7 separate regions of the Mus musculus genome follow, and regions 2, 3, 4, 5, 6 and 7 are each linked to region 1. The links are chromatin loops, found by intact Hi-C in ENCODE. Cell type or tissue: heart. All regions are shown on one strand. Region 1 holds the start of Mst1r (macrophage stimulating 1 receptor (c-met-related tyrosine kinase)). Region 2 holds the start of Inka1 (inka box actin regulator 1). Region 3 overlaps Rnf123 (ring finger protein 123). Region 4 has its middle 5.4 kb from the start of Nicn1. Region 5 holds the start of Nicn1 (nicolin 1). Region 6 overlaps Traip (TRAF-interacting protein). Region 7 holds the start of Amigo3 (adhesion molecule with Ig like domain 3).

What was found. Peaks named below come from ENCODE experiments on the same cell type or tissue, not always from the same donor. Only the 100,000 strongest peaks of a DNase experiment are listed, where the experiment ranks them.
Region 2: a loop joins it to region 1, with 4 times the contacts of the local background. A loop is called at or near these places in 7 of 42 quality-filtered maps.
Region 3: it touches region 1 in a loop (6-fold over the local background); 34 of 42 quality-filtered maps call a loop at or near these places.
Region 4: a loop joins it to region 1, with 2.0 times the contacts of the local background. A loop is called at or near these places in 2 of 42 quality-filtered maps.
Region 5: a loop joins it to region 1, with 1.9 times the contacts of the local background. A loop is called at or near these places in 2 of 42 quality-filtered maps.
Region 6: a loop joins it to region 1, with 5 times the contacts of the local background. A loop is called at or near these places in 16 of 42 quality-filtered maps.
Region 7: a loop joins it to region 1, with 4 times the contacts of the local background. A loop is called at or near these places in 34 of 42 quality-filtered maps.

Annotation. Positions count from the first base shown.
Region 1 is chr9:107,902,927-107,906,926 of GRCm38, forward strand. Mon1a (MON1 homolog A, secretory traffciking associated) reads left to right here. Exons shown (of 6, transcript NM_028369.3): 6 at 1-213. The coding sequence ends at 76. Mst1r (macrophage stimulating 1 receptor (c-met-related tyrosine kinase)) reads left to right here and starts at 3,963. Exons shown (of 19, transcript NM_009074.2): 1 at 3,963-4,000. It also overlaps the pseudogene Gm23856. In heart, a CTCF peak has its summit at 1,971 (motif pointing right); DNase peaks (open chromatin) are centred at 1,995 and 3,915; H3K4me3 peaks cover 1,031 bases; H3K27ac peaks cover 1,052 bases; H3K27me3 peaks cover 747 bases.
Region 2 is chr9:107,984,377-107,988,376 of GRCm38, forward strand. Inka1 (inka box actin regulator 1) reads right to left here and starts at 1,540. Exons shown (of 2, transcript NM_026597.3): 1 at 1,321-1,540; 2 at 1-688. The coding sequence starts at 1,371. In heart, CTCF peaks have their summits at 852 (motif pointing right) and 2,247 (motif pointing left); DNase peaks (open chromatin) are centred at 155, 945, 1,435, 2,205 and 2 weaker places; H3K4me3 peaks cover 2,458 bases; H3K27ac peaks cover 2,690 bases.
Region 3 is chr9:108,065,907-108,069,906 of GRCm38, forward strand. Rnf123 (ring finger protein 123) reads right to left here. Exons shown (of 39, transcript NM_032543.2): 10 at 3,770-3,895; 11 at 3,266-3,380; 12 at 3,085-3,189; 13 at 2,570-2,695; 14 at 2,361-2,453; 15 at 2,216-2,289; 16 at 1,490-1,607; 17 at 1,189-1,288; 18 at 949-1,010; 19 at 717-788; 20 at 379-499. Among named protein-coding and RNA genes, the nearest start is that of Rnf123, 11 kb to the right of the region's middle. In heart, a CTCF peak has its summit at 1,516 (motif pointing right); DNase peaks (open chromatin) are centred at 2,205 and 3,248.
Region 4 is chr9:108,283,018-108,287,017 of GRCm38, forward strand. No RefSeq gene overlaps it. Among named protein-coding and RNA genes, the nearest start is that of Nicn1, 5.4 kb to the right of the region's middle. In heart, CTCF peaks have their summits at 1,601 (motif pointing left) and 3,786; a DNase peak (open chromatin) is centred at 1,644.
Region 5 is chr9:108,288,715-108,292,714 of GRCm38, forward strand. Nicn1 (nicolin 1) reads left to right here and starts at 1,729. Exons shown (of 6, transcript NM_025449.4): 1 at 1,729-1,948. The coding sequence starts at 1,817. In heart, a CTCF peak has its summit at 1,757; a DNase peak (open chromatin) is centred at 1,667; H3K4me3 peaks cover 1,471 bases; H3K27ac peaks cover 1,499 bases.
Region 6 is chr9:107,961,925-107,965,924 of GRCm38, forward strand. It overlaps Traip (TRAF-interacting protein), which reads left to right. Exons shown (of 15, transcript NM_011634.3): 8 at 330-417; 9 at 907-996; 10 at 1,405-1,493. Among named protein-coding and RNA genes, the nearest start is that of Uba7, 12 kb to the right of the region's middle. In heart, CTCF peaks have their summits at 109 and 1,970 (motif pointing right); DNase peaks (open chromatin) are centred at 287, 1,170 and 1,957; H3K27ac peaks cover 1,944 bases.
Region 7 is chr9:108,051,500-108,055,499 of GRCm38, forward strand. It overlaps Gmppb (GDP-mannose pyrophosphorylase B), which reads left to right. Exons shown (of 9, transcript NM_177910.4): 9 at 1-421. It overlaps Rnf123 (ring finger protein 123), which reads right to left. Exons shown (of 39, transcript NM_032543.2): 36 at 946-1,088; 37 at 715-809; 38 at 536-621; 39 at 173-461. The coding sequence ends at 341. It overlaps Amigo3 (adhesion molecule with Ig like domain 3), which reads left to right and starts at 1,660. Exons shown (of 1, transcript NM_177275.4): 1 at 1,660-4,000. The coding sequence starts at 1,881. The coding sequence ends at 3,407. In heart, a CTCF peak has its summit at 1,552 (motif pointing left); DNase peaks (open chromatin) are centred at 522, 1,592, 2,252, 3,752 and 3 weaker places; H3K4me3 peaks cover 618 bases; H3K27ac peaks cover 612 bases.

The DNA.
Region 1 (4,000 bases):
CGCCATCCATAAGCTGATGCGCTGGATCCGTAAAGAGGAAGACCGTCTCTTCATCCTCACGCCCCTCACCTATTGATGGAGGTGGGAAGGCACTCTGGGCATGGGAAGCCATGGGAGCCTCCAGGTGAGGCTGGCTTCCCCTGCCCAGCCAGCAGGCAGGGACTGTGGGCTGGTGCGTGCAAGTGCATTAAAGTGGTTGAGAAAAACACTGTTGCCCTTTGTCATTGGTTCTTTGTTCTGTTTTGTTGGTAATTTTTTTTGTTTTGTTTGTTTTAAGATTTGTTTTGTTTATATTAGTACACTGTAGCTGTTTCCAGACACACCAGAAGAGGGCATCAGATCCCTTTACAGATGGTTGTGAGCCACCATGTGGTTGCTGGGAATTGAACTCAGGACCTTTGGAAGAGCAGACGGACTGCTGTAGGGAAGGCCAGGCTGAGCTGAGTAAGACAAGCAGGAATGACCTGGGCCAACTTCTGGGTAGGAGCCCTGGGCAAGGCAACCCAGTGTTGAGTATGATTGGCTTCCAAGTCTAGTCTCCCTATAGCCATGGGCCTCTGGGAACCATGCTTAGGCCTTCCCATGAAGAGCTGTCTGCTTTCATTCCTGTATCTCAGCCAGCCAGTTCATCAGCACAGCACACCAGGAAAGAAGCAAAAGAAGTCCACTTGATCTCTGGAGCCGATAGAAATAAATGTACAAGGTCACTAGATATGCTAGGTTGTTCCTCAGCCTGTCCTACATGAAGTGCTGTGGACACTCCAGGAGCCTCAGCAGTAAAGGACTGGTTCCATTCACTCCACCATAAGACCTTTGGGCCACCCAGGGCACAGTATGGAAGGCCCCCGACTTGCTCCTGGGGAGTTCTGATCCTGCTACAACCTAACTAGCATTGATTAGAGAAGCAGAAAGCCTAACTAGAGATAAGAGCGCCCAATGAATGTGGTCTTCTGACTGTCAGAACCACCTCCCTGCAGTCTCAGAGAGTAGGGCCACATGAGAGAACATGTATGAATTAGCACAGGCCATGTTAAGATGCACTGTGGCATCTGGGCGTACTCTGCAGCAGAATCGCTGTTTCTGGCTTCAGCCTAGATTGTGTGAGAATTAACATGGCAGCAAGCCTCCTTCCCGGGCTCTTAAGATCCTCAGAAGTACACACTGCACACTGCCCTGGGTCTCTTTCCTAGCTATTGGATGCTTTTCTTCAACTTGCTCTTGACCAGGGATTTCAGATCAACCCTTTGGAACCCGGGGCATGCAAAGTCAGACATCCTTGTATGTTCAGATCAGCAGTTAGCCCCTAAGTGCTCTGGTAGCCACTCTAGCACAGCTCAGCTTCTGTAGTTCAGTACTGATTCTGATCAGGAATAAGGAAAGAGGGTCAGAGATAAGCATGTGTACCTAGGACAGTAGGCATCTAGAAGTGCAGGGTTTACCTATTGGGAGCTCAGAGATGAGATGACAGGCAAGTAAAGGAGGTATTCCTAACAGAGGCATCCACATTTGGAAAGAGAACCTGTCCACAAGTCCAGGGATTTTCAATCTCTGGATAAAATTACAGCAGGCAAGTCACTTAGGACTTCAATCTGATGTGGCCATACTGTAGTTAGAGAGAAACCCACTAATGTGATTTCTGGGCTGGAAAAAAAAACTCGTCTTAACCTTTTGAGGTGTTCAGAGAGGTCTGAGCCCATGGAAGGCAAAGTGGCTAGCATCCCTTAGTGGTGAGAAGATGCCAGAGTAGTTTAAGCCCTAAGCTAGCAATAGGCCAAACCCATTGAGCTTACCTTATGGTAGTGCAGGGCCTCATGCCTACCTTGAAGGTCCTGCAGAACGCACAGATGAAAAATAACAAAGGGATTCTCCTGTGGGCACCACAGTTGAGAAAACTAACTACCCCCAGTAGAGCTTTGTCCAGGGGGTGCAGTCACCATCATGGCCATATGGTGGCAGCAGAGAACCAACTAATGGCCGATTCCACTCCATTTGGGCAAAGCCATCCAAATGTGTGAAGTCTGCCCCCAGTGTCCAGAAATGTCTCACAATTTCTGGAGGCAAGACAACATTCACAAGAGCCCCTGTCTGGACGCTGTGTGGAGAGTATTTCAGTTTTCTCTGCATGACTATCTTTAGACATGTTGACCGTGGAATACTGGAGGGGTGCCATGTTTTGCTTTGTGTTATTTATTCATTTCTGAGCTGGGGAGTCCTACCCTGGGGATGGAAGAAGAACACAAACTGTGTTGGGAGTGTGTACTAAGCCCAAGCTCTTGGTGGCCCATGAGATACATCTTCCGCAGGCTGGATATAAAAGGCCTTCTTTTTTATACAGTACAGAGATTAGCATGTCCCTTGTGCAAGGGTGACTCGCAGATCTGTGAAGGGTTCCATATTTTTTGATGATTTTAATTAATGCTATTAAAAAAAAAAGCTGGGGCTGGAGAGATGGCTCAGTGGTTAAGAACACTGACTGATCTTCCATAGGTCCTGAGTTCAATTCCCAGCAACCACATGGTGGCTGACAACCCTCTGTAATGGGGATCTGATGCCCTCTTCTGGTGTGTCTGATGACAGCAACAGTGTACTCACATACATGAAATAAATAAATAAATCTGAAGGAGAAAGAGAAGGAGAAGCAGCAGCAACAGCAGCATGGTAGCACACATGCCCAATACTTAGTCCTAGTACTTGGAAGGCTGAAAGGCTGAAGCAGGTGGATCTCTGAGTTTGAGGGCAGTCTGGTCTACAGAGTGAACTCCAAGACAGCCAGGAAAAACCTATTTTGCCCAGAGAAACCCTGTTTCTATGTAACAAAACAAAACAAAACAAAAAAGGCATCCTAGGATAATACCATCTCGACTATGAAAGGATGAAGGGATGGAGCACTAGCTAAGGCCATGTTAGAAAGGAGAAGCAGGCAGTGAAGTTTGTCCTGGGCGTGGAGTAGAAAAGGTAGAATTCCCCAGGGTGGGTTCCTCCCTCCCCAGCTCTCTTATTCTCTGCTGCCTAGGGACTCAAAACTGCCTATGACCACCCTGTGAGGAGCCCTCAAGAGCCCAGGTTCACGGAGCTAAGGCAGCTGCCTGGCTAAGAATACCTCTTCCTGCTCCATTACCCTGAGGTATTGAGAAAGCGTCTTACCAAGAGACAGCGGCTGAGTCCCGGGAAAGAGAGGTGGCAAAGCAGAATGGGCTTCACCCATCCTGGAAAGAGGACTCTGGATTCCAACCAACTACAGCTACATTCGTGTTTCAGAGACACTGGGTCCACAAAGCAAGGAGCGGATCAGAGGTGCCCCGGAATTCAAAGACCACACCTCTCCTGTACCAGGGCACCGGAGGAGAGGCATTTTCTACCGTCACTCTTCCCTTCTGTCCCATATATGCCTTCTCATGCTGAGGCCACAGTGACAGGATCCGAGCCAGAGGGCTAGGTCTTCACAGAAGTTACCTCCTCTAAGTATTACCACCCAGGGCGGGTCAGACTCCATTAATCTTTATGGGTCTTGGCACACAGGACAGGGCACAACATACCTTTCTCTGACACTTCTCTGAATAGGCACATGGAAAGATGATCTCTGACCACACAAGGTCTGTTCCATGTATCCCTTTCTGCAGCGCCCCCACCCCCGCATTACTCTGTCCAGTGCATTCCTGGTCTCCGTCTCCGTTCCCCACATGGTGAACTAGTGCCTGACAGTGTTCCTATGAAAGAGGGCCATGAGGAGAGAGGAGCCAGATTGTCCTGCAGCGTTCTAACCTCAACCAGATGGGTTGTGGGGATATAGGATGGTTCAGGAATACTCCTTCCCAGGTCACAACAACAGCCTTCTCACAGCTGGAAAGAGTCAGACAGAGCTGGAAAGAAAGCAGGGCCTTCGACAGGGCTCCGCCCGTAGCCCCGCCCCCAGCCCTGCCGCACCCACTGGGGCCCACCTCCCTTCGACTTTGATCCAAGTAGCTGTAGCAGCGGCAGCTAGAAGCAGCAGCTGGGGCCC
Region 2 (4,000 bases), 81 kb after region 1:
AGGACAACCTCTTGCTTGCCATAGCTGTCCGTCGAGCCCTGGCCAGCCTACGCCGTAGCTGCTCAGAGAGACCAAGCAGGAACTGAGGGGGTCGAGCCCGTGCTCGGGGTACATCTCCATCACTCCCCTCACTGGTTGCTTCAGGCAACTCCATCCAATTGTGAACTAAATCAGCAAAACAGTTATCCCCTAGCACCAGGGGCTGCCGACTGCGGCCCCTGTTCAGCAGGGCTGCCGTCCAGTCCTCTGCTTCCAATCCCTGCCAATGTTCCAGGCAAGCATCTGGGGTGGACTTGGGCCTCGGACGGTGGGCAGGAGGTATGTTGGTTACAGCTGCCCTACTGCGCATAGGAATGTCACTGACTGAGAAACGCTGGCTATGAGGTGGACGTTCTCGAGGTGCTTGGCGCTGGGGTACAGACGGCTCTTCCTCTCGCCATGTACTGCCTGACACCTCGGAGAAGCCAGAGTCCCAGTCTAGAGCATGCTCCCTAGGACATCCCAAGGGTAAACCCTTGTCTTCTGCTACCAAGCCTTCCTCCTCTTCCTCTTCTACACAGCAGACAGAGTCCTCTTCCAAAACATCCGAGGCCCTGAACTGGCGCTTTGGCTGTACATTTTGATCAGTTCTGGGTTTTGGTTGCAGTGGGCCAGACATTGGAGGTGAGCCTGTGTCCCGAGCACACAACTGGAGAGAAAGATAGGGCAAATGTTGGTCAGGAATCTCTTAGCCCCTGACTCCTTAGTGTCTAACCAAGCCAGCCCTGAGAACGGAGGTTTCAGAAGGACTTGAAAAACCTCTGGGCAGCAAGGCGGAACTGTAAGCATAGGGCCCACATGGGGGCACTGGCACTCGAGGCTCATGTGGCTCCCATCCGCAGAGCTGGTGGCAGTCCGGCAGGCTGCAGCACGCAGGGCCGGGCAAGTCAGCACGCGCCACCAGGGCGGGCAGGCAGAGTAGAGGAAGGAGGTACAGGCCAGCCCGTGGTAGGGGATGTCCACAGCAGCACAGCACTTCTTTAGGCCCTGGGTGCTCCCTGTCGGTCCCCAAAAGAAACTTCTCTTCCCCAACTCTCCTTCCCCGCCAACCCCTGCCGCTAGCACGGCCAGCTGGGCGCCTGTTACCTGATGCCCAGAACAATTCCCAACCGTCAGAAACCCGAAGCGGGCCATCTGGGCCATCTGTAGCGCGCTACCCTGCCCCCATCCTGACTCAGATGGGTACCCGGAGTCCACCCGGTTGCCGTTTGTTGTTCCATCCAGGCGGCAGCCACGCACCCCACACACATCTTCACAACCACACCCACTCCAAAGACTCACCAGTTCCCAGCGGAGCTGGCTCAGGAAGCTGTCAAGCCGAGCGCTGTGCATGCTGGTGCTGGTGCTGTACACTCTCCAGGTCGGCCGGCTCACCCGCCGATCACCCGCGGGAGCGGCGCAGAGTGGGCCGGGTCGGCCCGCGGGTGGTGGCGTCCTCACCCTTGCCTTACTCTAAGGCTCCTTGCTCTCGGTAGCTCCCGCCGCTGCCGCCCCAACATCTGGCAGCCGCGCCCCGCCCCTCCCCGGCGCCCTAGCCAATGGAGGCGGGGCAGGATGAAGTTGTCCTGCCCCTTTCAGCCCCGCCCTCCAGCCCCCACTCTGCTGGTGGAGCCCGGCTGTAGTAGCACGGGAGACCAGAGTGCAGCTCAGGACCCCTTTATGTCTCAAAAAGTTTAGTTAACCCGGCTGTAACGCAGTCCCGACACGACCCCCTCCCGCCCCCGCACGTTCGTCCCGTGCAATTTGTCCCCTGGTGAAATAGCGGTTTCTTGTACTGGGGCCCGATGCCACACCCACGTGTGGGCACTTTCTTCTTCTTTTTTGTTTGTTTGTTTGTTTTTTGTTTTCGAGACAGGGTTTCTCTGTGTAGCCCTGGCTGGCCTGGAACTTACTCTGTAGACCAGGCTGGCCTCGAACTCAGAAATCCGCCTGCCTCTGCCTCCCAAGTGCTGGGATTAAAGGCGTGCGCCACCACCGCCCGGCGCGCCTTATCTTCTGATTTGACAAGGTTGTGGCCCACTCGGGGTCTGTCCAGGCTGGCCTTGACCATCCCTGGAAATGATAGGACCGAAATTCCTTCCGGCCGGCGAATAGTCAGTGAAGAGCCTTAAGACAGAGAGAGTAAGGGAATGGCCAAGGCAAAATCCCCTCCACCTTCCCTCCGGCCTGATCTGAGCCGAGATAGGCTGGACCGCCCTCTAGTGGGGATCGCGGGGCTATGGTCTGCATCCTCACTACACCCTCACAATGGCATGCAGGAATGGAAGAGGAAAACTGCTCTTTGGCTCGATTGTTTAAAGCCTTTCCCCTGAGGCCACTCCATAACCAGAGGTACAGTCGAACTGAAGACAGGTTGAATCTATCCTCAGACAAAAAATAACAGGAGAACGAGGACAATGAGTTCAGTTAAGGGATAGAGAACTCTTAAAAAGATATGGCTGATATCAGATCAATCCATTTGAGTCCAGTGAGGAAGGGCATTTTAGGTGAAAGGGTCTGCCAATGTAAAGTATATTGAGGGACAGGGCTAGGCAGACCAAACGAAAGGAAAACACAGATGTGTGTGACGGATGGGTCAGGGGTCTGTGAATGGAGAGAAGTCATCAAAACCATAAGAAGACTTAGGGGAGTCTCTGGGCTTTATTTTTGGTACCATAGAGAGAGCATGGAGCTTTTTAAAAGGAATGACCCAGGCTGTTTTCTGCGAGATACAGTTGTTTTAGGAGAAGAACTCTGCAATCAAAGGAGGTTCTAGCCTTTATCCCAGGCAAGGGTGTGTGTCTGAAAGCCTGGTTCTGAACCCAGAGGGTAATCAGAAGCATCGTTCTAGACTCCAGAATCTAGAGCTAAACTCTAGCCTGACTGATGCAGGTAGGTAAAGCATGGCCTCCAAGTTTCCAGTGTGAACAGCTGGATGGATGGCACTGCCATTAAAATCACCCAGGAGGAAGAAACCTCTGCTTCCCCTTCCCATAGACAGCGCTGCCGGTCACGATGGTGACAAAGACTGAAGAGTACACCAAAGCTGGCCTCACAGCTGTATGGTCCGGTAGAAAGCATGTGGGCCAGATCCAAATAGGCCTGGATTCTCTGTAAAACTGGGATAATCTGTGAATTACAGAGCAGCATGGGAGCTAGCTCTGCACAGCTGTTGAAACTGCTGTCTAAATACTTGGAGCCTTTACCCCCTGGGTGTGGTTCCTTGGTTTTAGTTAGGTGTTTGTTTTGTTTTGTTTTTAAGGACTATGAAACCAGCGAAGGGACCCTCAGCTATGATCTGGTCTGCAGTTAGAAAAACATCACAGGAAGGAAGGGGCGCAGGCAGAAGGACAGCTCTGAAAGCAGAATCTTTTGGCTAGATGCTGTAGGATTTATACACATGTAACTAGAAAGATGCTATATGATTTACACACGTGTGACTAGATAAAATTCTTATTTTTTGCTTGTTTATCCCTGTTTTTTTCTTTTTTGTTGTTTTGTTTTTTTTGTTTTGTTTTTTGTTTTTTTTTTTCAAGACAGTGTTTCTCTGTGTAGCAGCCCTGGCTGTCCAGAGCTCACTTTGTAGACAAGGCTGGTCTCGAACTCACAGAGAGCCACCTACTTGTGCTTCCCTGAGTGCTGGCAGTAAAGGTGAGCACCACCAGCATCCAGCTAGATTTTATTTCAATCCAGTAAAAACTGGAAAGAGAGGCTGGAGAAGTGACTCAGCAGTTAAGAACACTGGCTGTCCTTGTAGAGGAGCCTGGTTTGATTCCCAGAAATACTTTCTGTAACTTTAGTTCCCGAGGGTCCTCCTCCCTCTTCCGGTCTCTGTAGACACTGTACACATGCAGTGCACATGTGTATATCAGGTAAGACACTCAGGTAGTTAGAACAAAAAAAATAAAAGAAAATCTGGCTCTTGCCCTCTTGCTCTTGTTCCCTCCCTCCCCCCCTTCCCTTCCCCCTCTCTCCATGTACT
Region 3 (4,000 bases), 160 kb after region 1:
AGAACTTGGGGTGGAGGGAATTCTTGGCAGCTGGTTACTCAAGAGAACAGAAGGACAAACCATGAGACATCCTCCAACCCAGAGTGAATATCCTGTCTCCTACTGACTCCTGGGGACACTGTATGCCCAAACACAGGAGCCCCAGTAACCCAATCAAGGCAGTTGTACAAAGGACTGCACAGAGATCTGGGTACCAGGTCTGAGGAGCGAAGCCTGGACAATGGAGGCCCAAGGCCCCTGAGTGTGGGGCTCTTGAAATGGACTTAACTGGGCAGAAGGCCCAGTAGCCCCCACAACCAGCTCACCTCTCTACAACCCCAGGGGCTCCCCCAGGCTGCTTCAACCCAGCCTTGCCAACCCGGGTCTGCTGTTTCTTACCCTCACTGAAGGAAGCACGGGGGTTGGAAGCTTTGTATTCATCCCAATAGAAGCGCAAGGCAGACACCAGCCGGTGTAGGAAGCAGACCATGTACTCAGGGGGGCAGAGCACGGGTGTGTTCTAGGGGCATATGACAGAAAACATGTTCTGGTGCCATCCCAGAGCCCAGCTCACTCCTCATTCAAGGACATGCCCTAGGATCCCAGGAGGGAAAGGCAGCAGAGGACAGAGGCAGGTGAGACAGACAGGTGTGTGGCAGGCTGAGGTGGCGGATGCCCAGGCTGCAGCCCTGCAACCCAGCCAGGAGCCCACAGGAGCCACCCTGGAGGGTACCTACCCCCCGGCCGCTGGCATTCTCCTGCAGGAACTTTCGGAATTTTGTCAGAAAGATGTACCTAGAAGCTTCACCCTTCAAGGGATGGGAAAACAAGGCTGAGCTGAGCTGAGGATTCCGCACCTTACCCTGCGCCCTGCCACAGGAACATAAACCCGCCCTGCTATCTGGGCTCAGAGCCCCAAACTGCATACCTCCAAGCCGCAGACCCACATAGGTGTCTTAGGTCACTTACCCCATTGTCATCTTTATTGTCCAACAGCAGCTTCAGGATCTGGACCTGCAGTTCTTCCACCACTGGGATGGGAAAAGGAATATGGCCCTTAGGCTCCCAGGACAGGTAGCAGGCAGAAATTTTGTCAGACCTCCAGCACCTGGGTACCCCAAGCCTACCCTAGGTATGGTTGCCAACTGTTCCTCTTACGTATACACACAAATCCATCTCCCTACCCAAGGCCTGAGGCAGGGGGCTGACCTTCAATGCGTTTCTTGAGTCTTTGGCAGCCACGCTCATAGGCTCGCCTCCGCTGCCGCTCTTCGGTGGTCTCCTCCCTTGCTTCCTTACCGTCTCTGCTCTACGCAGGGGTAGAGAATGGGAGAGAGTGGGGGTTTCCTAGGAACTGATTTACACAGGACTACTTCACACAGAAAACCTTTCACCCCAAGGACTTCGGGAACCAGGGCAGAAGAGACCCCAGGTGCCCGGTGCCAGACGCCCTGGTATGCTGGGCAGGCCCTCACTATGCCAGCTCCCATCCCACTCCAGGTCTGCCCACCTCCCTGCTGGAGCGATGGGGCCACCAGGTGGTGGGAATGAGTTCCTTCAGGCCAGCTTCCTCCACACGCAGGGGACTCTTAATATAAAAGAAGACCACGGACCGGAGCATGTCAAAACTAGTGCTTGTCAAGGAAGAACTTGGTTCTCCAGAGAACCTGCTACACATGAGCCCTCTCCCAGAAGCCCACATTGATATACCCACCACAGCTCTCCCACCATCAAAGGTACTGATTTCACCATGGGACGATCTCTTAGATTGTGAACATTAAGAGAGATCTATGGTCATCAACCCAGCAAGCCCAGCAGGGGTAACCGATGGTCCTAGGTCAGGCCTCAGCTTTGCTTCCTATGTTTCCTTTGGTTTCTGCCTACTAGAAGCTGAGAGAGACCAGCTTCGGCCTCCTGGTCAGTTAGCTCATGACACTGGAGAAGAGGAAGGCTACCTCTTCAGAGAAGACCTTGACTGTGGGCACACAGATAAAGGTACAGAGATGAGCTGATGCGAGGCTATGGGGGCCTTCTCACACCTCCACAGTCACAGTGAAGAATAGCCCTATTTGGGCAGCCTGGTGACAGCCAGCAGCTGCCTCCTCCCTTTTGCCTTCTTTGCTCTGTAAAGGGGCTGGGACTTCTGAACCTTTCTCAAAACTCCTGGCTTGACGAACACTGCCCTCTGCTGACGTTAGGAGGTATTACATGGCAGATCTGTCTGGCAACAGGATACAGGACATTGCTAAGCAGGAACTTGCGGGACTTCTCGTGTCTCAGGATGGACATAGTGAGGCGCAGGTAGTGGATCTGTGGAGAAGGCGGACTCAGAATAGGCAGGTAAGGCTCAGGGGGTTCAGGGCAGGGACAGATATTCCCACCTGTAGACCCAGGTCTGGGACAATAGGCGAGAATCGGTAGAGACGTAGAAGTGACATCATCAACTGCTTCAGGCAATCCTGTACCTCATAGTCCTGGGAAGAGATGCTAGGGCAGCCATGATGGGGGCCTTTTCAAAGGCCCTACCATCCCTCCCTTACCCATGATGAAGTCCAACAGCCTGGCCTAAGCCTGGAGTCAGAAATCTTACCTCCATGAAGAGCCACAAGAGGTCCAAGATCTGGTGTACCACAGACTGCGCCTGCTCTGGTGTGCCCTTCTCCACAACGCCCAGCAGGAAGCTCATTAGCACAGCCTCCACCAGGTATACCTTGCGCTGCGGCAAAGGGCAGGCACTAGTAAAGTTGTGGCCTCCTGCTCTACTCAGGAGACCTCTTCTTGTGTTGAAGAAGCAGGCTCAGTCACCAAGTCTTGAGTCCTTCAAGCTGAGTCCCTTCTAGCGTCTGACTGAGGGATGAGAGGGGCTCCTGACCCATAATCTCTCTCTCTCTCTCTCTCTCTGGGGCTCTATTCATGGCCCTGTTTCCTTAGCCTGGGACATCACAACCCTTCCTTCCCAGGATGCTCTCCTTCAGGTCTGCAGGCTGTGGTTACACAGAACCCTGGCAGGTAACACGCTTAGCACCCGAGGCCCCGGAAGATGCACGCATCTAACACAGACACACCTGGCATGGCCCCCTCTGCCCTTCCCTGCCATCTCCTCACCAGCAGTGGTGCAAAGTGATGGAAGATGTGGGCCAGCGTGAGGAGGACAGTGGGCTGCCCTTGCAGCTGCCACTCAGAGCTCTCCGTCTCCACCAGCCGCCCTTCCTGTTGGGTGGAGAAAGAATGAGGACAGGCGGGCTAAGGTGAGACCCCAGTTCGCCCAGCCCAGACCCTGGCTCACCACAGGGTCCAGCTCCACACTTAGCACTGCCTGGAAGCAGCCCAGCAACCTCTGTGCCCGGACCAGGTCAGCAAACGGAGGGTCCTGCAGGGGCCGGAAGCCCGCAACTGGGTAGGTGCCACTGAGTTAAGCCAGCAATGCCCAACCTGAGGCTTGGATACATGGCTCCTCTCCTTTGTTCCCCCCCTTTCTCCCTTTCTCCTAACCAGAGCTTAACCAGAGGTGCAAGCTGCAGGGCGCACCCCATCTGCATCAAATTCTCTGCCTGGTCAGGGGCTCTGTAGGGGAAAACCCCTTTGTCATTTTTATGCTTACCTGCTCAATGGAGACAGCTAATGGCACCCACCTTTAAAAGGACTTTTGTTCTTGGGCCAACCTAACTAAGCTGCTTCTTGTGTACACACCACAACAGCTAGGCCTGCCACCAGCCCACAGTGCTCCTGGGGTAGGGAGACCCTTATCCTAGATGCCAAGCCACCCACAGCCACCTTCCCAAAATGATATCGCAAAGGACGGCTGCCAAAGTTGAATGCCACAGACTCCTTGAATGACAGGCTGATGGCTGGGAAGTACGCCATTCCTAGGCCCCTGGAAAGGTTCTCGAAGGCAGTGCCCAGTGACACGCCATTCCTGGGAGAGGAAGAGGAAGGTCGGTAAGCCAGTGCTCGAAGGGGTTGACTGCCCACCTTGACCTGTGAACTGGGCCTGGTTCCCTTAGAGAGGGCAGGAAACTGG
Region 4 (4,000 bases), 380 kb after region 1:
TCTAAGTTCAAGTCTCAGCACCAACATGGTGGCTCACAACTATCTGTGCTTCCCATTACAAGAGTCTTTTTTTAAATAAAAAAAGATTTATTTATTATTACATGTAAGTACACTGTAGATGTCTTCAGAAGAGAGTGTCAGATCTCATTATGGGTGGCCATGAGCCACCATGTGGTTGTTGGGATTTGAACTCAAGACCTTCGGAAGAGCAGTCAGTGCCCCAACCTCTGAGCCATCTCTCCAGCCCTCGTTACAGGAGTCTTAGTCCCTCTTCTGGCCTTCAAGGGCACTGAATTCATGTCATGAAGAGACACACATTCAGGAACAATGGCCAAAACCATAAAATTTTAAAATGAATAAAAACATATGCTATAGGGGGTGGAGAGGTGGGTCAGAAGTTATGAACACTGAGTGCTCTTTCTGGGACCCAGGTTTGGTCCCCAGCATCCACACAGCATCTACATGGCAGCTCACAACCATCTGTAATTCCAATTCCAATACTCTAAACCAATGAGCGATCTCTCCAGACTTCAAAAATAAATCTTTAGGACAGATATGGTGGCCTTTAACATTAACACTTGGGAAGCAAAGGCAGGTTAGTTTGAGGCCAGCCTAGACTACATAGTGAATTCCAGGGCAGCCAGGCCTATGTAGAGAAGATTGTCTCAATAAATAAATCTTTAAAAAGATTATATTGTATATGTATATGTATATTGCCTCTCGTTTGGGGATATGCATGTGTGAGTGTAGGTGCCCACAGACACGGGGTGGGGGGCTTTTGATCCCCTAGAGCTAGAGTTATAGATGACTGTTTGATGTTTAATGTGGATCCTGGAAGCAGAACTGGAGTCCTCTGCAAGAGCAGTATACACTTTTAACTGCTGAGCCATCTTATCTGTCTTTTTTTTTTTTAAAGATTTATTTATTTATTATATGTAAGTACACTGTAGCTATCTTCAGACACTCCAGAAGAGGGAGTCAGATCTCATTACAGGTGGTTGTGAGCCACCATGTGGCTGCTGGGATTTGAACTCAGGACCTCTAGAAGAGCAGTCAGTGCTCTTAACCTCTGAGCCATCTCTCCAGCCCCCATAAATAAATTTTAAGGAGGCTGAAGAGACAGCTTAGTGGCTAAGAGCTCCTGCTGTTCTTGTAGAGAACATGGTTCAGCTCCTAGAACCCACATGATGGGTTACAACCATTCACACTTAAGCACATACATGGTGCACATACATTCATGTAAGCAAAACAATTATACATGTAAAATAAAACAATTAAGAAAATAACACCCTCACACCCCTTTCAAGACAGTGTTTCTCTGTGGAGCTTTGACTGCCCTGCAACTTGCTCTGTAGACCAGGCTGGCCTTGAATTTACAGAGATTTGCCTGCCTCTGCCTCCCAAGCGCTGGAATTAAAGATGTGTGTTACCACTGCCTGGCAAGAAAATAAGAAATTTAAATAAACAATTTTTAAAGCCTAAACTCTGGGCTAAAGAGATAGTTCAGCAGTTTAGCACTAACTGCTCTTCCAGAAGACCACATGGTGGCTCACAACAGCCTGTATAATACCTGTTCCAAGGGACCTGGTGCCCTCTTCTGTCCTCTGAGAGTACTGCATACGTGGTACCGAGCTATAATCCTACAAATAGATAATGAATTTTGAACTCAGCGAACCAATAGACCTACACTTGTCAGTGCTGTGCTGTGTTGTGCTACTCACACCCACATTCCCGACAAGATCTTCTACTCACCTGTTTTCTGCCTGACCACACACGGCAAGCAGAGCTGGGGCTATAGCCCAGGGGAACCATGCTTACCCAGCATGCAAAAGGTCTTGACTTTGAGTTTCCATCACTTAAAAAAAAAAATCATCTTTCTCCCAAAACTGATTGGTATTGTAGTGTTTCCTAGGAGCTGCTAACCAGACTGTGAGGATGTCTTCCCATCCCATAGCACATTTTGTGGGCATTTTGTCTGGCTAGCATACACAGGCCGTTCTCTTAATTCCTTAGCATTTTTCAGGGTGGGGAGATTGACTGAACAGGACAGGACAGACAGACATGTCTATAATCTATAATTCCTAGTTCTTAGAATACCCAAGATACAAGATACAATCTGCAAAATACATGAAACTCAAGAAGAAGGAAGACCAAAGGGTTGACACTTTGCTCCTTCTTAGAATTGGGAACAAAACACCCATGAAAGGAGTTACAGAGACAAAGTTTGGAGCTGAGATGAAAGGATGGACCATCTAGAGACTGCCACACCCGGGGATCCATCCCATAATCAGCCTCCAAATGCTGACACCATTGCATACACCAGCAAAATTTGGCTGAAAGAACCCTGATATAGCTGTCTCTTGTGAGGCTATGCCGGTGCCTGGCAAACACAGAAGTGGATGCTCACAGTCAGCTATTGGATGGAACACGGGGCCCCCAATGAAGAAGCTAGAGAAAGCACCCAATGAGCTAAAGGGATCTGCAACCCTATAGGTGGAACAACAATATGAACTAACCAGTACCCCCAGAGCTCGTGTCTCTAGCTGCATCTGCATCATTGGGAAGAGAGGCCCCTTGGTCTTGCAAACTTTATATGCCTCAGTACAGGGGAACGCCAGGGCCAAAAAGTGGGAGTGGGTGGGTAGGGGAGTGGGGGGAGGGTATGGGGGACTTTTGGGATAGCATTTGAAATGTAAATGAAGAAAATACCTAATTAAAAAAAAACAATAAAAAAAGGGAAAAAAGAGAGAAGTTAACATTATTTAAAAAAAAAAGAAATGATAGTAAAAAATGTAAGCCACCCACCCACCCACCCATCCATCCACCTACCCACCCCTCCACCCACCCACCCATCCATCTACCCACCCACCCATCCACTTAACAAATGCTGATTGAGCCCTTATGATCTAGGATTTATGTATTTATGTATTTTTATCTTTTATTGCCTGGGTTTTTTGAAACAGAGGTTCTCTGTGTAACAGCCCTGTCTGTCTAGAATGGGCTCTGTAGACCAGGCTGGCTTGGAACTCACAGCCTCTTGCCTCTGCCTCCCAAGTACTGGGATTAAAGGCATGGGCCACCACCACCTAAGTCTAAGCTTCATTTTAATTGTTGGAAATATCCCCATAAACATGAGAGGCCAAGTTCAGCTATGTAGTTGATTGTTTGTTTGTTTGTGTATTAGTAGTACTGGAGACTAAACCCGCTTGGGGTCTACCTAATGCCAGCAAGTGTTCTACCTTTGAGCACTGCCCACCCCCCCCCCCTTTTTTTTTTTTTTTTTTTTTTGAGACAGGGTTTCTCTGTGTAGCCTTGGCTGTCCTGGAACTCACTTTGTAGACCAGGCTGGCCTCAAACTCAGAAATCTGCCTGCCTCTGTCTCCCAAGTGCTGGGATTAAAGGCGTTCGCCACCACCACCCGGCTCCCACCCCCTGTCTTACTTATTTTTAAGGGCCTGAATGTATGTCTGTGCACCATGCCTATCATCAGATCTTCCAAGATTGGAGTTACAGAAGGGTCATGAGCCACCATATAGATGCTGGAAATTGAACCCAGGTTCTCTGTAAGAACAGCCAATTCTCTTAACCACTGAGCCATCTCTCCACCCCTTATTTTTGTGTTTTTTTTTTAAATTGACTCACACATAGCCCAGCTGCCTTTTTTTTTTTTAAGATTTATTTATTTATTATATGTAAGTACACTGTAGCTGTCTTCAGACACTCCAGAAGAGGGCGCCAGATCTCATTACGGATGGTTGTGAGCCACCATGTGGTTGCTGGGATTTGAACTCAGGACCTTTGGAAGAACAGCCAGTGCTCTTAACTGCTGAGCCATCTCTCCAGCTCTGTCTTTTTTTTTTTTATTAATTTATTTATTATATGTAAGTACACTGTAGCTGACTTCAGAACTCCAGAAGAGGGAGTCTCTTATTATGGGTGGTTGTGAGCCACCATGTGGTTGCTGGGATCTGAACTCATGACCTTTGGAAGAGCAGTCAGT
Region 5 (4,000 bases), 390 kb after region 1:
ATTCCTTTCACAGTCTCTCATTGAACCAGAATCTCCCTATTTGGCTAGGCTGGCTGGCCATTGAGCTCCCAGAATCCTCTTCTCCATCCTGCCAAATGCTAGGGTTACAGACATGCACAGTAGTGCCCAGCTTTCTTTTATTTTTAACAGAGGTTTGGGGGACTCGAACTCAGGTCCTCAAGCTTGCATAGCAAGTGCTCTTACTCACTGGATCATTTCCCAGGAATCCCTCTTCCCACCACACATACACAAAGAGAGGGTGCCTCTGTGTAGTCTTGGCTGTCCTGAAACTTGCTCTGTAGACCAGGCTGACCTCAAAACTCAGAGAGATCTACCTACCTCGGCCTCCTGAGTGCTGGGATTAAAGTGTGTACCACCACTGCTAGGTTTAATTTTAAGCTATGTGTACGCAATGCACAAGGGGCTGTGTAGGGGTATGTACACATAAGTTCAAATTTCCCTAGAGGCCAGAAGAGAGCATTTAAGTTACAGGCATTCATTGGAGCCTGATGGGAGTTTTGGGAACTAAACTTCATTCTCTGGAAAAGTAGCAGGGGCTTTTAACTGCTAAGCCATCTCTCCTGCTGCATGGACTGAAATTCCTGACCATACACCTCAGATTCTTTAATGTTCCCAAATGCCTCAATATAAAATGTAAAAGGAAAACTTGGTAGGTTGGCATGATAACACATACCTTTAATCCCAGAATTATGGAGGCAGATGGATCTCTCTGAATTTGAGGTTTGCTTCATCTACATCTGTAGTGAGATCTTGTCTCAAAAAATAAACAAATCCCAAACCAAGTATTTGCCTCTTCTCCGGTCAATCAATTTATTGACTGTTTTGCTTTTTTTTTTTTTTTTTTTTTTTTTTTTTTTTAGCTAGGGCCTCACATAGCCCAAGCTAACCTGAAACCTACTACATTCATGAGATTAGCCTTGAACCTCTGATCTTACCGATTCTGCTTCTACCTTCCAAGTGCTGGGTTAACTAAAGTGTCACCAATGCCTGGCATTTTATTTCTTAACTAAATTTTACAATTTTGGTGGGATTACAGGAGTGAATCAATACCTTGTGACCCCACTTTGTTTGTTTGTTTGTTTGTTTTTGAGACAGGACTGGCTTGGAACTCTCTTTGTAAATCAGATTGGTTTTAAACTCTCAGTGATTCACCTGCTTCTGACTCTGCCTCCTCAATGTTGGGATTAAAGGCTTGCACCAATATACCTGATCTGGTTTGTAGTTTTAAAAATACCATAGTTCCGAGGTCAGGAAAAGGTGCCATATCCCTTAAGTTGCCATATACCTCGGGTTGTACCCAGATGGATCTTGTGGATGCTATGGAGAAATAATTCCTTTGTGTAACATCCTTGGCTGTCCTGGAACTCTCTGTAGACCAGACTGGCTTCGAACTCGGAGACCTGCCTGCCTTTGCCTCCCAAGTGCCGGGATTGAAAGCGAGTGACACTAAACGCCTGATTGTTTTATACATCTTAACCTAATAAAGTAGCAGAATTTAAGTGAGGGATAAGACAGCCCAAAGCATTCTGGATCCTTTGGATAAAGAACGGCTCGACGGTTGCCCGGAGCAGCCCGGGAGGGACTTACAGACGCGAGGATGATTGGTTGAAGAAGAACTTCCGTTGACATTTCCGACTCTTGACCCGCCCTGATCATCGGTGATTGGCTGAACTGTTACAAACGTTATGTGGCCTGGGAGTTGTAGTTCTTTTGGTTGATAAGGGACGCCAATAAGAGCTAGTGGTTGGATGGAGACTGTGAGCGGTGATTTTGCTTGGTTGTAATCTCCCAAATCATGTCCCGTGTGTTGGTGCCCTGTCATGTGAAAAGCACTGTAGCCCTGCAAGTGGGCGACATGAGGACCTCTCAAGGTCGGCCTGGCGTGCTGGTCGTCGATGTCACTTTTCCCAACATCGCGCCTTTCGAGGTGAGCAACCCCCCATATAAGCGATCAAGGCTTCTGGGCGGGGAATACCTAGTAACTTGGGCGTTTCCTAGGCATTTACACAGCTTCTACAGTGTCTCTTGCTTTTGCGAATTGGGCCTATTCAGAAGCATTTACAGTCTTTATTAATAAGCTTTATTAAATAGACTAGAGTTTCCCGTCCTATCCTCTTCAGCATCTCTTCCCAGTGCCCAGGATATCACTGGAACTACAATTTGAATCTCAGTACAAGTGAGAGGATATTTGATTTCGGCCGTAGCTGCAATCGTCAAACAATGATGCAAACGTACCATTCCAGTGGCCCCTGCCACAGGTCAGGTGCAACCTAGCCTTCATCTAGGTCCTCCTGGTGACTTGTTTCCAATCCCTAGTTGTTCTTCCATTTCAACTGACAGTGACAGGGCGTTGCATGACCTCAACACAGGACAAAGGCTACCTCTAATGGCATAGCATCCTTCCCTTACCCACCCTCTTGGCTCTATGTGCTTTGTATTACAATATGTCATTCTCTCGCAAGATGTTGCTTCCCAACAATCTGGGGAAACCTAGTTAATTGATCCGACCCTGGAAAATCTGAGTCAGTGTGTTTGAGGTGGATCTTTGACATCTATATTTTTATTTACTTATTTAATATTTTTATTTTAAAAAAGCTTTATTTTAAATCTATGAGTGTTGTTTTTGCATGTCTGCATATATACCTTGTGCATGGCTGGTACTAGTAGAGGCCAGAAAAAGGTTCTGAATCCTCTGGAACTGGAGTTATGAACAGCTGTGAGGTGCCGTGTAGGTGCTGGGAACCAAACCTGGTCCTCTGCAAGAGCACCAAGTACTCTTCATTGCTGAGCCATCTCTCTAGTCCTGATATCTGTGCTTTTGTGTGTTTTGTTTTGTTTTGTTTAAGTTCCATAGGTGATGCTGGTGTGCATCGAGATGGAAACTACTGCTATGGCAGTTGGTACTCTAGGCTCCCCAAACCCCTCCAGTGCAGGATCCTACTATTCTTCTTTTTTGCTGTTGCTTTTTGTTTTTCGAGACAGGGTTTCTCTGTGTAGCCCTGGCTGTCCTGGAACTCACTCTGTAGACCAGGCTGGCCTCAAACTCAGAAATCTGCCTGCCTTTGCCTCCCAAGTGCTGGGATTAAAGGCGTGGGCCACCACTGCCCGGCCCTACTATTATTCTTTTTTTTTTTTTTAAAGATTTATTTATTGTTATATGTAAGTACATGGTAGCTGTCTTCAGACACACCAGAAGAGGGCGTCAGATCTCATTACAGATGGTTGTGAGCCACCATGTGGTTGCTGGGATTTGAACTCAGGACCTTCAGAAGAGCAGTTAGTGCTCTTAACAGCTGAGCCATCTCTCCAGCCCTCTTTTGTTGTTGTTGTTGTTGTTTGTTTGTTTGTTTTACGAGACAGGGTTTCTCTGTGTAGCCCTGGCTGTCCTGGAACTCACTCTGTAGACCAGACTGACCTCGAACTCAGAGATCTGCCTGCCTCTGCCTCCTGAGTACTGGGATTAAAGGTGTGCGCCACCACGCCCAGTTCCTACAATTATTCTTATTCTGGTCTAAATCTGCTAATTCTGAGAGAGAGATGGAGAGAACTTCTGCTAGTACCAGGCTAAAGGACATACTCAGGTTCTCTCACTCTGGTACTTTTTAAAATTTGCTACTTTTGGGAGGGGTGGGGATCTCAAAAATCCCAGAGTGGCCAAGAATAGGGGAAGCTTATCATGAACTTCTGATCCTCCTGCCTCTACCCCTCAAGCACTGGATTACAGGTATACATCACAGGTGTACATCACAGGTGTACATCACAGGTGTACATCACAGGTGTACATCACAGGTGTACATCACAGGTGTACATCACAGGTGTACATCACAGGTGTACATCACAGGTGTACATCACAGGTGTACATCACAGGTGTACATCACAGGTGTACATCACAGGTGTACATCACAGGTGTACATCACAGGTGTACATCACAGGTGTACATCACAGGTGTACATCACAGGTGTACATCACAGGTGTACAT
Region 6 (4,000 bases), 59 kb after region 1:
CTGACCCTGCCTGACTTCCATAGCAAACTCCCCATATCCTTCATTATGGTGGTGACAGGAAGCTGGAGAAAGGAGCTGCTTGCCTCCATTTGGGGTTGTAGGGAGCCCCCTAGTGAGGCTTGCATGCTCAAGGCGCAGTTCCTGAGTGTGACCAGGATTTGTTCCTCCACCTCATTACACATGCAGGGCCTGCCAGGGGCCCTGGCAGGCGGGTGAGGAGGAGCTCATTTGTGAGGCCTCTGTTAAGCTGGCGCTATGGCTTAGTCACAGCACCGACCATGCCAGTCAGGGTGTTCTGTTCTGTGTCTCTTCTCATGGCTGCTTTGCAGAGAGTATGAGAATCTGAAGGAAGCTCGGAAGGCCACAGGGGAACTGGCTGACAGGTTGAAGAAGGATTTGGTGTCCTCTAGGAGCAAGGTGACTGACTGGTGGTGACAAAGGGAAAGGGAGGTGGGTCTCCTGAGCTAGGCCATCCATGCCCACACCACTGGGCCAGAGAAGGTGGCCTACAGACACTGGGTATGCCTTTTACTGTGCACTGTCTCAGACTCTGGCTTGTCACTTGGGTCCCCAGCACACACTCATGCCACCTTTTGCTCTTCTTGATTCCTAGATGCATCTTAGCTGGCTTGGAGAGCACAAACCTCCAGTATGGTAGCGCCAGCAGCCCACTTTATACCCCATCCCAAACCGAGGGTTCTTGGGCCTGCTGCTTTCCTTCTGTAGGCCGCACTGTGTACAGAGACACGCTTGCCCCCAGGCAGCCCATATTCATGCTTAGTTGATGTCTGGGGTCTCCCCTGTACCTCCGGTTTTTTTTTTTTTTTTTAGACTACCCAAACATACACTGGATAGCAGCAGGTAGGGGCAGGTCATGTGGCACCACTGGCTTCTCCTTTCTTACAGTTGAAGACTCTCAACACTGAGCTGGATCAGGCCAAGTTAGAACTGAGGTCAGCCCAGAAGGACTTACAAAGTGCTGACCAGGAGATCACGGTGAGACACCCTGGCCTGTGGGAAGTGAGGGGACCTGAGGGGTTATGTGCCTCTAAGGGTAGGGCTGGACTGTTTCTGCCTGGAAACCTGTGTTACAGTCATTGGTGTTTCCGGGCCCTCTGTATCCTCCTGGGTTGGAGGTGGGTCAGCATATGCACCCTAGTCTGGCCTTGAGCCTGTCCCTCCTCAGCAGAGGGCTAAGGGCACCGTGAATCTTCCTCTGTCGTCTGCTCAGTTCTTACCTCCAAGGCGGTCCCTAATCTCCAGAGCGAGTATGCCACCAAGCGGAGTTCTCAGGCCTGGCTGGTGTTGGTGGTCAGCCCTCACTCTGTTCCCTGTGCCCTTTACACAGGCGTTTCTCCTTAGTGCCACAACCTTTCTCTCAGGTTCTCGCTCTCCTTTCTCCAGAGCCTAAGAAAGAAGCTGATGATCCTCCAGGGAACCTTGAGCCTGCCTCCGGCGACCAATGAGACGGTCAGCCGCCTGGTTTTTGAGAGGTTTGTTACCCTTCTGGGGTGATTCTGGATCACAAGCTAAGAGAGCCTGCGCTCCTGGCTTTGGTGGGATAGATGTGTTTATGGACCTTCTGACCAGAGAGCCAGCCAGGCTCTAACTGAAAAGCGGCTTTGAGAGAATTTGGGGTCTGACCAGGAAAGGCAGAGAAAGCCTTTGAGTAGCCTGAGGACAGGGCAGGGGCAGTGGTTGTCTTGGAGTATCCTGGAGTTTCTCACCACATGCGTCTGTCTGCCCCATCTCTGAAACATACTTGAGAGTGCTCACTCTAAAATAAGCCCCCTCAGCCTGGTGGTGTTGGTGCACGTCTTTAATCCTAGCATTCGGGAGGCAGAGGCAGACAGATGTATCTATGAATTCAAGACCAGCCTGGTCTACAGAGAGTTCCAGGCCAGCCAGTCCAAAATAAATAAATAATCCTCGCGGGTCCAGGAGTGTGCTTTCAGGCTGCCAGCAGAGGGAGCCAAACGACCCAGGGATTGGTGTCCCTGCTAGGAGCAAGCTTCAGTCTTCCTGAGTGTTTTTCACAGAAATGGGCTGGCTAAGAATATCCTCAAGGCTGTCTTCTGCCTGCTACAGGACCCCAGCAAGGGAGCCAAATTAAAACTGTCAACAGCCCAGAGTTTTACTTAAGTCACTTTTTAACATATTATGGCAAATCAGTATGCCCTTTCTTTCTGCCAGTGCAGTTTACCCATTCAGTGCCTTCCAACACTCCACTTTCCTCCTGGGTACTGTGGCCCCTGACTCCCCATCTCTCAGTTCCTCAATACTGTGTCTCAGGACAGTCATGGAGCGGGCTTAGGTTTAAATGGTTTCCTAGGATCCTGCCGTGTCACAGCCAACCATAAGAAAACACTTCTTCCTGCTTCCACAATTGCTTCTTTTCTTTCCTATCTGAAGGCTCTGTTTGTGCTGGCCAGCTTCCTCAGCCAGATAGCACATTGTGTGTGTGCTTGTGTGTGTGTGTGCCTCATGTGTGTATTCATGAATGAGTATATTTGTGTAAGAGTGTGTGTATGTATTATATATACATATGTATGTGTGCATGAATGAGTATGTGTATGAAAGAGTATATGCGCATGCATGAGTGAGTGTGTGGTTGTTCGTGTCACAGTATAGAGGTCAGAGCATAACTTTGTGGATCATTTCTCTCCTTTTACTTCAACATAGGTTGAAGGGATCTAACAGAAGTTGCCAGACTGATGCAGAAACGCCCTCACCCTCTGAGCCATCTCACCAGCTCTTATTTTTTTCCTTAGCATCTCTCTGTAGAGCCCAAACTACCCTCCTGTTGTAGTTTATGACGACCTGAGAACTGTGGGACTGTGGTGGGCACATGGTCTGCCATGCGGTCCGGCACATGGTCTGCCATGCGGTCCAGCACAGGGGTGACCTTGACAACTCAGTAGGCTCTGTCCCTGATTCTTCCTCCTACCACACCCAGCCATCGGCCATGCCTTCTCTGAAGTCCATTGTAACACGAGGGCTTTGTCAAGAGCTTACATACATGTAGTATGTGCCCTAGGAAAACGACAATCTCAGAAACTGTACTGTAGAGAAAACCTTAGCCTAAGCTGCCTCAGGCTGGGGATAGAGAAGCATTCTCAGGAATACCCGCGGTTCCCTGATGGTGATCCCTCTAGCTTCTGTTCTGCGAGCCTCGGGCTCCTTTCACACAGTTGTCCTCTGTGCCTGGCTGTTATAGCAAGGAAAACACAAGCACATGGGCTACCTAGGTGCCCAGGGACTGTGCATACCCACTTTTGCTAATTTCCCTTACTCCCCAGGCTTTTCTGGGCTATGTTCCTGTACTAGGTATTGGCTGCCAGTGCAGCCTTGTTTTTGTGGGTAGGATGATTAGGCCCGGAGTCCACTAGGCAGCCCCATATTATAGAAGAATCCGGTCTGGAACGCCCAGGTGGGAATGAGCCCTCTGTCTGGTCAATAAGCCTCATGCCAGGGCCACACCTTACTTTGGCACTAAGAGGATAGTTCTGGTCTCTCAAATCAGGAGGGCACTGCATTAGCCAAACCTCAGTCCTAAGCCTGCTGGGCTGCCCTTCAAGTTGTGGACAGGTTCCCTGTCTTCACCAGTATCTTTCTAGGCGCGAAACCCCAGGGATAGGACTGCTGCGTTTAGCATTAGCCTTTTAAACTTGGCATACTCGATTCTGAATTCCAGGTTCTCCCTCCTAGGGCCCCTAGATCTCCAAAACAGGCTGCTGGTTCCGGGGTTGGGGGCATTTCCAGTTTTCTCTGATCTACAAGTGCCTCTGTCTTTCTCTCTGACTTGTTGCTGTGTAGTTTGGTGAGATTCTTAAACTTTCCTAATACAGATGAGATGTGTAGTCACGTTCATCACATTCATAAAACCACCATTAAATCTGAAGGAAGAGAAATCTAGGCAGAGAGGATGACGAGTTCACAGTCCTTGGGGCATTGCTAAGGTGGGCTTAGAGGAGAGGGGTGGGTGGCAGGTGGGTCAGAT
Region 7 (4,000 bases), 150 kb after region 1:
GGGTAGGACTCAATGCTTCACGAGGCCCTGGACTTGGTGCCATTTGTCTAGGGAGGAGTGGATGACTCTGAAGCTGTCGGACTTCTGCCTTCTGGTGGGGACAGACATGGACAGGACCCTGCTGGGTGTAACCCACAAGCCCCCACTCCCTCAAGAAGAGCGGGCCCAGGGCTGTTTGGAATAATAATTTAATGCTCACTGTAGCCTGGACTGGAAGTCAAGCTCAGGCTCCCACCAGCGAGGCTACACACAGGCAGATGGGTGGGTGGAAGTGGTAAGAGTGAGGGTGATGGGTAAACAGGGCCCGGTCTGCGGCTGATGGCGGAGCTTCCAGGATGGCCTAGGCAGCTGAGGACATGGCGCTTGTGTTGGCTGCCTTGTCCCAGTCCTCTACAGATACAATGGTGGCTTTGCAGAAGAAGCAGTCCTTGTTGTTCATCAGGTGCTGGTTGATGCAGGCTCTACAAGAGGGGAGGGAAGGAGTGCTACCTCGTGCGTCCTAATTTGCCTCCCCAAGTCCATGGGGCCCACTTACTTGCAGGATTTGTGACCACAAGGCTGGAACACAGCAGAGATGGGGTGGGCGTAGCAGATTGGGCAGAGGTCCTCTTCATTGGTGGGCTACAGGGCAGAGTGGAGGAGTTGGGCTGGGATCCTTACCCCTGTCCTGGTGTTTACAGATTAGTAAAACGGCCTCTGTTATGCCACACTCACCAGGGAGGCGGCGGCCGCCTGGGCAGATGCAGCGGTCAGGTGAGCCAGCATCTGTTCCACCTGGGCCAGCTCCTCAGCGCTGATATAATCTGTATCTGCATCAGTAGTAGGTAGCATCAGGGCCCCTGTCGTCTGAGAACTCAGTGCCTCTTGAATACTCCCAGGCAGGGAATTTGCTATTGAGGATCCTGAAACTCTTCCCTGACCTGACCCACCCGCTGGTTCACTTACAACTCTGTAGAGAGAAGCGTTTCCGGTCAGGGGCAGGCAAGGTAGTGCCAGGTGCTAGGGGCTCTGGCTGCCCCAGGAGATAGCATATGGAACGAAGCTGGAAGCAGGGATCAGCCAGGAGCACAGAGGTGGCTTGCTCTGTCCTAGGTAGGGGAGGGTGCATAGGTCGTAGGAAGGCTTTGAGCCTGTGTGAACATTTTCTCCACGTGGGACAGATGAATATCCAGAGGCCTCGCTCATTATTATGCCTCCACTCTCCCCCCTATTACTTACCAACCCTCCCAGGTGTTTGGTCCCACATGACCTGAATACCAGTTTAAAGAGAAGGGTGCTATTGATAAAAAGGTGCTTGCTACCAGCTATGGTAACTTGGGTCTGATCCCCAGAACCTCACAAGTCGTCGTCCGACGTCTGCACGAATGCTCACATACACAGACATAAGTAAATCTAAGAGAGCAGCAAGGACTCCACCTACCCCATTACACACCAATCCTCTGAGGGCTGAAGGCATTCTCCCCTAAGTCCTTTTGCTCTTCAAGAGGGAAGTCAGGCTTCCAGCCAAGCAGACTGGGACACTGGGGCCCTCTGGTGGCCACACTGGCTTTTTAAGTGCCAAGAGATGTGGCTGCTCCGCCCCTTAACAGCAGGAGCCAATGGGAACTTAGGTCCCCGCCCCTGAGCGGTCATTTCCTAGCTAGTACTTAGAATCCAGTCAGAAAGCTCTTGGAGAAGCTAGAAGAAGGGCTGCGGGCCCCACCTCACAACCCAGACCAGAAGAGCAGGAGAAGCCGGCTGGGCAGGGGGAGCCAGCGTTGTGCCTCTCGAGCCATGGGCCATAGGGAACCACAATCCGCAAGCCTGTGCAGAAGTAGGTGAGTCTTGGAGCTGTTGACCTGCACTGAGCTGTCCCCATATCTTCCCTGGTAGTCACTGGCATGGCCTGGCTAGTGCTATCAGGTATACTACTATGCATGTTGGGTGCTGGATTGGGCACTTCAGACTTGGAGGATGTTCTGCCTCCTGCTCCCCACAACTGCCCCGATATATGCATCTGTGCTGCCGATGTGTTGAGCTGTGCGGGCCGTGGGTTACAGGACTTGCCGGTAGCACTGCCTACCACTGCTGCAGAACTCGATTTGAGCCACAACGCACTCAAACGCCTGCACCCGGGGTGGTTAGCGCCCCTCTCCCGGCTGCGTGCCTTGCACCTAGGCTATAATAAGCTGGAAGTCCTGGGCCATGGTGCGTTCACCAATGCCAGTGGCCTGAGGACACTTGACCTGTCCTCTAATATGTTAAGGATGCTCCATACCCATGACCTGGATGGCCTGGAGGAGCTGGAGAAGTTACTTCTGTTCAATAACAGCCTGATGCACTTGGACCTGGATGCCTTCCAGGGCCTGCGCATGCTTAGCCACCTCTATCTCAGCTGCAACGAGCTCTCCTCTTTCTCTTTCAACCACTTGCACGGTCTGGGGTTAACCCGCCTGCGGACTCTGGACCTCTCCTCCAACTGGCTGAAACATATCTCCATCCCTGAGTTGGCTGCACTGCCAACTTATCTCAAGAACAGGCTCTACCTGCACAACAACCCGCTGCCCTGTGACTGCAGCCTCTACCACCTGCTCCGGCGCTGGCACCAGCGGGGCCTGAGTGCCCTGCATGATTTTGAACGCGAGTACACATGCTTGGTCTTTAAGGTGTCAGAGTCCCGAGTGCGCTTTTTTGAGCACAGCCGGGTCTTCAAGAACTGCTCTGTGGCTGCAGCTCCAGGCTTAGAGCTGCCTGAAGAGCAGCTGCACGCGCAGGTGGGCCAGTCCCTGAGGCTCTTCTGCAACACCAGTGTGCCTGCCACTCGGGTGGCCTGGGTCTCCCCGAAGAATGAGCTGCTTGTGGCGCCAGCCTCTCAGGATGGTAGCATCGCTGTGTTGGCTGATGGCAGCTTAGCCATAGGCAGGGTGCAAGAGCAGCACGCAGGCGTCTTTGTGTGCCTGGCCAGTGGGCCCCGCCTGCACCACAACCAGACACTTGAGTACAATGTGAGTGTGCAAAAGGCTCGCCCCGAGCCAGAGACTTTCAACACAGGCTTTACCACCCTGCTGGGCTGTATTGTGGGCCTGGTGCTGGTGTTGCTCTACTTGTTTGCACCACCCTGTCGTGGCTGCTGTCACTGCTGTCAGCGGGCCTGCCGCAACCGTTGCTGGCCCCGGGCATCCAGTCCACTCCAGGAGCTGAGCGCACAGTCCTCCATGCTTAGCACTACGCCACCAGATGCACCCAGCCGCAAGGCCAGTGTCCACAAGCATGTGGTCTTCCTGGAGCCGGGCAAGAAGGGCCTCAATGGCCGTGTGCAGCTCGCAGTAGCTGAAGACTTCGATCTGTGCAACCCCATGGGCTTGCAACTCAAGGCTGGCTCTGAATCAGCCAGTTCCACGGGCTCAGAGGGTCTCGTGATGAGCTAGACTGCCTGAGATCTCCTGCTGCTTGCCCTGCTTGCTGCTGCAGTCTAAAGAACTGACCTGCTGGTGGGGCGTGCTGTGCCTGGTCCCACAACTGCATGTGAGCCTTGATCCTACTGTAACAGTTCTAACACTAGCTCAGGACAAGGTCTCAGACTACTAGAGCCTGCTTCCCCTAGGACCACAGAGTGACCAAATGTCCCATTAACATTACAGACTAAGCCAATCTGATAAAAGCCCTGGCATCAGAGTCTGGGGACCACCCCCAGGAGTTAATGCAGATGTCAGGGTGTGGTATAGAAGAGTCAAGCATACCACACTTCCCCTCCCTGCCCGGAGGGAACTGGCAGCTCAGAAGATCCAGCTTCCACTCTGAGATGGAAGGAGGAAATGAGCCTTCCCTGTACTGAAAGAGGACCCAGTCTGCTGCCACCCAGCCTCCTGAAAGCTTTGCAACTCCTGTGGAGTCTGGTGGGCATACACACCTACAGGACCCTCCTACAGAGTAGCCCTGCTGTCTTCAGCTACAGGCAGACCCAATCCCTAAGGCTCACAACCCAGCAGGAAAAAGCATAGATAGGTGACTAACCTGGGAC